Linked DNA regions of Homo sapiens: region 1 is linked to region 2. The links are chromatin contacts, found by Hi-C or POLR2A ChIA-PET in ENCODE. All regions are on one chromosome and are shown on one strand. The core of a region is the stretch at or near the end of the contact, and the rest is flanking DNA. Distances in the headings are between cores, read along the strand shown. Region 1 overlaps MFSD6 (major facilitator superfamily domain containing 6). Region 2 holds the start of ANKAR (ankyrin and armadillo repeat containing).

What was found. A loop is a pair of places that touch in the nucleus more often than their neighbours do. ChIA-PET counts read pairs that join two places held with the same protein, here RNA polymerase II (POLR2A). Pooled maps may share reads with other maps.
Region 1: a pooled map shows a loop between it and region 2 (1.9-fold over the local background). The contact joins the enhancer-like site here to the promoter of ANKAR in region 2. A Hi-C loop is called at or near these places in 1 of 50 pooled maps. POLR2A ChIA-PET finds 5 or more read pairs at or near these places in 2 of 52 experiments (MCF 10A and activated T-cell).

What each region holds. Positions count from the first base shown.
Region 1 is chr2:190,431,309-190,434,008 of GRCh38, forward strand. All of the region lies in intron 2 of MFSD6 (major facilitator superfamily domain containing 6), which reads left to right. It also overlaps a transcript of NEMP2 not described here. Among named protein-coding and RNA genes, the nearest start is that of MFSD6, 24 kb to the left of the region's middle. Within about 2 kb of position 1,354, at least 2 of the 41 ENCODE cell types and tissues checked have a DNase peak (open chromatin) inside an H3K27ac peak, as active enhancers do.
Region 2 is chr2:189,673,372-189,676,071 of GRCh38, forward strand. It overlaps ANKAR (ankyrin and armadillo repeat containing), which reads left to right and starts at 1,299. Exons shown (of 23, transcript NM_001378068.1): 1 at 1,299-1,459. It overlaps LOC105373793 (a long non-coding RNA gene), which reads right to left and starts at 914. Exons shown (of 2, transcript XR_923692.3): 1 at 460-914; 2 at 1-22. RefSeq lists a silencer at 955-1,374 and an enhancer at 1,425-1,684.

The DNA of each region.
Region 1 (2,700 bases), core at 104-2,603, 760 kb after region 2:
CGGGCAGAGGCTGCAATCTCGGCACTTTGGGAGGCCAAGGCAGGCAGCTGGGAGGTGGAGGTTGTAGCGAGCCGAGATCACCCCACTGCACTCCAGCCTGGGCACCATTGATCACTGAGTGAACGAGACTCCGTCTGCAATCCCGGCACCTCTGGAGGCCGAGGCTGGCGGATCACTCGCGATTAGGAGCTGGAGACTAGCCCGGCCAACACAGCGAAACCCCGTCTCCACCAAAAAAATACGAAAACCAGTCAGGTGTGGCGGCGCGCGCCTGCAATCGCAGGCACTTGGCAGGCTGAGGCAGGGGAATCAGGCAGGGAGGTTGCAGTGAGCCGAGATGGCAGCAGTACAGTCCAGCTTCGGCTCAGCATCAGGGAGACCGTGGAAAGAGAGGGAGAGGGAGACTGTGGGGAGAGGGAGGGAGAGGGAGAGGGAGAGGGAGCATGAGCATCTTGTTCTTTATTTTCCTAAGAAATTGCCTTAAATTTTTCTTTCATATCATCTCAATTTTTCATTTATGCTATAATACTTATAAATTCCAGAGCTTTTTATTCAAGTATTCCTTTTATCTGTCCATCCTTTTTCTTTAAAAATATACATTATTCTGGTATTGTTTCATAGTTGCATAATCTTCTCTTATTTCTGAAGATAATCATATATTCAAAAGTATTTTCCTTTTTACTTGGCTTCTGATTTCTCTGGACTGATAGTGTTTCCTGTTTTGGTTCTGTTTTTCATGTAACAGACTTTCCTCAAATGTCTTATAATCCTTGGTAATTACTCATATTTAGTGGAAGGTCTTGATAACTCTGAGTTCCTGTGTAGGGTCATTGGGTTGTGTTGTTTAGTTGGAGAGGTTTCAATATAAGCATCTAGAAGTCATTCCTCTTAGGCTAACCAGATTTTCTAGAGAAGAGGCTTTAACTTTCCTGCCTAGAGGATGGAAGTCTTGCCAGCCTCTGGGAACCTCCTGAAGAAAGTGGGATGGGGAAAGGGGCCAAGGCTCAGAATCCAGGATGTGTATGTTCACTTGATGCCCTGCTTTCAGCATGGCACCGTTTACAACTCTGCTTGGTGCTCTATGGCCAGAAAACCTCTGTGTTTCTTGTTTGTTTTTGTTTTTTGAGACAGAGTCTTGCTCCGTCACCCAGGCTGGAGAATGCAGTGGCGTGATCTCGGCTCTCTGCAACCTCCGGCTCCTGGGTTCAAGTGATTCTCTTGCCTCAGCCTCTAAAGTAGCTGAGATTACAGGCACCTGCCACCATGCCTGGCTAATTTTTGTATTTTTAGTAGAGACAGGGTTTTGCCAAGTTGGCCAGGCTGCTCTTGAACTCCTGACCTCAAATGATCCACCCACCTCAACCTCCTAAAGTGCTTGAATTACAGGCGTGAGCCACCGCACCTGGCCAAAATCTCTGTGTTTTACTTTCCAGAGGAAAATAACCTGCATTTGTTTGGGGTTTAGACTTTCAGTCAGCTCTATTTGAGCACCTCCCCAACCCCTGCCACCCCCGCCCCCCAACACACACACACTCTCTCTCTCTCTCTCTTTCACTCACTTACTCACACATACACTCTTTCTCTTACTTGCATATAAATCTAATATAGCTAACTCATGAGCCTTTCAGGGATTCCGAGTAGTAAATTTTATTAGTTCTTGGCTTTCCCTATAATCAACCAAGGTTTTAGTTTTCTCAGATCTACCAAGTCTTTTACCAATTGTTTACTTTCTGCTTTCCGTAATTTTATTTTATTGCTATTATGTGCCCTTTAATCTTTCTAGCTTGAATTATGACTTTTACAGTGTGTGTGTATGTTTGGGTGTGTGTGTGTTTATTGTCATTTTAGTGGGTTCAGGGAAGGATTCAAACTACATGTGTTTAATCTGCTCTCTTTACCCAGAAGTATCACATAATTTTATACATTTGAAACACAAGAAATGTTTCTTTGAATTTTGAGCTCAGGAATTAAATTAATTTAGAAAATAGATTTGAGGGCAAATTATTTTTTCTTTTCAGATGATGAAATGGAATTGGAGCCGCTGAGCTGGATAGGTGAAGGCACTAATGATGAAGGAAAAATAGGTATAGAACATTAAAGAAAGTCATGTATAGCTAAGCAGCAAAAGATTGGATTTTGCTTAACCTTCACATTTTCTAGGAGGAAAAAAATGTTTTTCTTTCACTATTAAGAAAAACCTGATTTGGAAACTAAATAGAGGTGGTGGCCATATACATTGTGAATATAGTAAATTACCGCTGAATTGTTCACTTTCAAAATGGTTAATTTTGTGTTATGTGAATTTCACTTCAGTTAAATTTTTTTTAACCTAAAAAACCGACATGAACATTTTCAAAGCTTACAGCTACATTGACATCTGGCTTTTGGGGATAACAGATAAATTGACTCCTTACACAGGTCTCCTTAAGTTGTGTTCCATTGTCTACCTAGGAGCTTTGTAGAGATTAAAAAATGCTTACAAGTATAATTTTAGAAGGTTTTTCAGAATGTTATTCATTTTGGGAAAACAAAGAGCAAGATCTATTCCAAGGGGTAGCAAGTGAAACTGATATTTTTCTCTAGTAAAGAAAGTGAAAGGAGGCAGGGTGCAGTGGTTCACGCCTGTAATCCCAGCACTTTGGGAGGCTGAGGCAAGAGGATCACTTGAGCCCAGGAGTTGGAGAACGGCCTGGGCAACAT
Region 2 (2,700 bases), core at 49-2,548:
TTGCTGACTTCACTCTCTCTACCTGACGTTTAAATGTTAAATTTCTCAGGTCTCTAATCCTTGGTTCTCAACTCCTCATTCTGCACGCTCTCCCTTGGTGATTTCAACCCCACTCCTGGCTTCAATTACTATAAATCTGCCAAAATTTATACATCTAACCCCTACTGCCATTCTTAGCCCAGAACTGTTTATCTAAAGCATATCTCACATCTCAATTTCTCTCACAGGTACTTCAAGGTCAATTAGTACATAACTGAACTCTTAATCTTGCCCTGATATCCTGTTGCTCCTGACAGAAATGTGGTTCTGACTTGGACACAACCTTCTTTTTCAACATATCCCCAATCTGTCACCAACAGGCAACCTCATTATTTTTCAAATCTGTCCACAGTCCCTGAGCCCCACCTCCACTGCCACTACTGTAGGCTAATCCTTTGGGATGAAATTCAAAATCATTACTCAGCAGCCTGCATGATCTGTCCATCGCGCACCTCAGCAGCTCGGTTTGTGCCCACATCTCTCTTGTTCTCTAAGCAGGGTTTTGCGGTTTCTCAACCATTTCAACTTTGTTCTCACTTCAATTCTTTCTCTCCTGCTGTTCCCTGTTCCTGAAAAGCTACTTGTCCAGTCCTTTGCTTGGGTAGCTCTTTTCCATCTTCTAGGCTCGGAGGGGAAAAGGGCACTTCCTTAGGCAGCCTTTCCTAGCCCTGGGCTAGGTTAGCTTTCATTCGAGTGCTGTCATTCCATCTAATATTGGCACACTGTTAAATATAGCTGTGAGATGATCTGTTCAACTGTAAGCTCCTTGGGGTTTCGTGTCTGCCCTGTTTTCTAGGGTTTCCAGCTTGTAGCTGGGTGCCTGACTCATAATAGGTGTTCCATAAATGCTTGTTGAATGAAAGAATGATGATGGAGGTGGTATTCCAACTCGGGACTGCCTCAACGCCCGGCGCTGTCTCCTCTGCTACTCTGTTTCGGTGTTTTAGCAGAGGCAGATAGTGAGGGCGGCACAGTGCCCACGGCATGCCGCTGGACTAAGCGCTAAGCGGGCTTGGGATGATGCGCACGCGGGGGGTCTGAGCCAGCCAAGGGGCCGGGCGCCGCCTGGGGGCGCTGCGGCTGCTGCGGGACGCACCAGGCCTAGTCGCCCGCAGGCTCCGCCCGAGGAGCAGCCCAGCCACCCCAGGGCCCGGAGGACCAACCGCTTCGACCCGCGCCCGGGCGGCGGCAGTGTTGGCCGGCGAGGCGAGGAGGGCCGGGCCGCCACGGTGGGGCGAAAAGCCCTGAAAGTTCCTCTCAGTTCCTTCCGGTGCGCCTCCCGCTCGCCCTTGCGGAGGCCCTGAGGGCGGATTCAAGGCCCCGCGAGAAGCCATCTGAGGCGGCGACGACTGTTCTCAGCCCCACGGGAACGCCGCGGACGCAGCGTCCCTCTCCCGGACAAGAAAACAGCCATTCTAGAGTAGGTTCCTCCCCTTTCCTTGTTTTTTCCCCTTTCCCGTGCCCATGGCTGACGCGAGCTGCTTTTGGACGTGGGTCCCGGGCTTGACTGGACAGACGTGGGTTCTGTTTCTGAAAGGCGTAAAACCTCAGACTTGTCCTGCAACCTCCTGGTCTCCGTTTTTGCCTCTATAAAGTGGGCATAACAAGGTCTGACTCACTGACCTGGGGTCTCAGGTGTGGCGCCCAAACCAGCACTATCAGCATTTCCTGTAACTTTACTAAAACGCATATTTTCTGGCCCCACTACAGCTCATTGAATCAGAAACTCAGTGGTGGGATTCAGCGATTTGTATTTGAACAAGCCCCAGGTGATTTTGATACAAGCTAAATTTTGAGAACCACTATATAATAGAGACCAATCAGATGAAATAAATCAAACCATTATATAGTAAAGAACCTGGCTCAATAAATAGTAGTTGTGGTTATTATTATTTCAGGAATAGACAGGCATTCATTGGCACAGAAATTGAAGGTTAAGCAAATGCTTCTTTCCTTTTCTTTTTCTTTTTTTTTTCTTTTTTTGAAACAGTGTTTTTCACACTTGTTGCCCAGGCCACCGCAACCTCCGCCTCCTGGGTTCAGCCTCCTGTCTCAAGCCCCGCGAGTAGCTGAGATTACAGGCATGTACGACCACGTTTGGCTAATTTTGTATTTTTAGTAGAGACGGAGTTTCTCCATGTTTGTCAGGCTGTTCTCGAACTCCTGACATCAGTTGATCTGCCCGACTTGGCCTCCCAAAGTGCTGGGATTACACGCATGAGCCACTGCGCCCCACCCTTTTCTTTTCTTTCATGCAGGTCAGTATAGTCTTGCTTTAAAAAACTGAAAACAAAATAAATATCCATATGATTTGGATATTTATCCCCTCCAAATCTCATGTTAAAATAGATTCCCCAATGTTGGAGGTAGGGCTTGGTGCGAGGTGTTTGGATTATGGGGGTGGATCCCTCATGAATGGCTTGGTGCTTTCCTGGCAGAGTGAACTCTACCTCTGAGCTCATGAAAGATCTGGTTGTTTAAGAGTAGACACCTCCCCTTTCTCTCTATTGTTCCGTCTCTTACCATGTGACACACTGGCTCCCCTTCCCCTTCCGCCATGATTGTAAGCTTGGTCTCACAAGAAGCTGAGCAGATGCTGGTGCCATGCTTGTACAGCCTGCAGAATTGTGAGCCAAATAAACCTCTTTTCTTTATAAATTA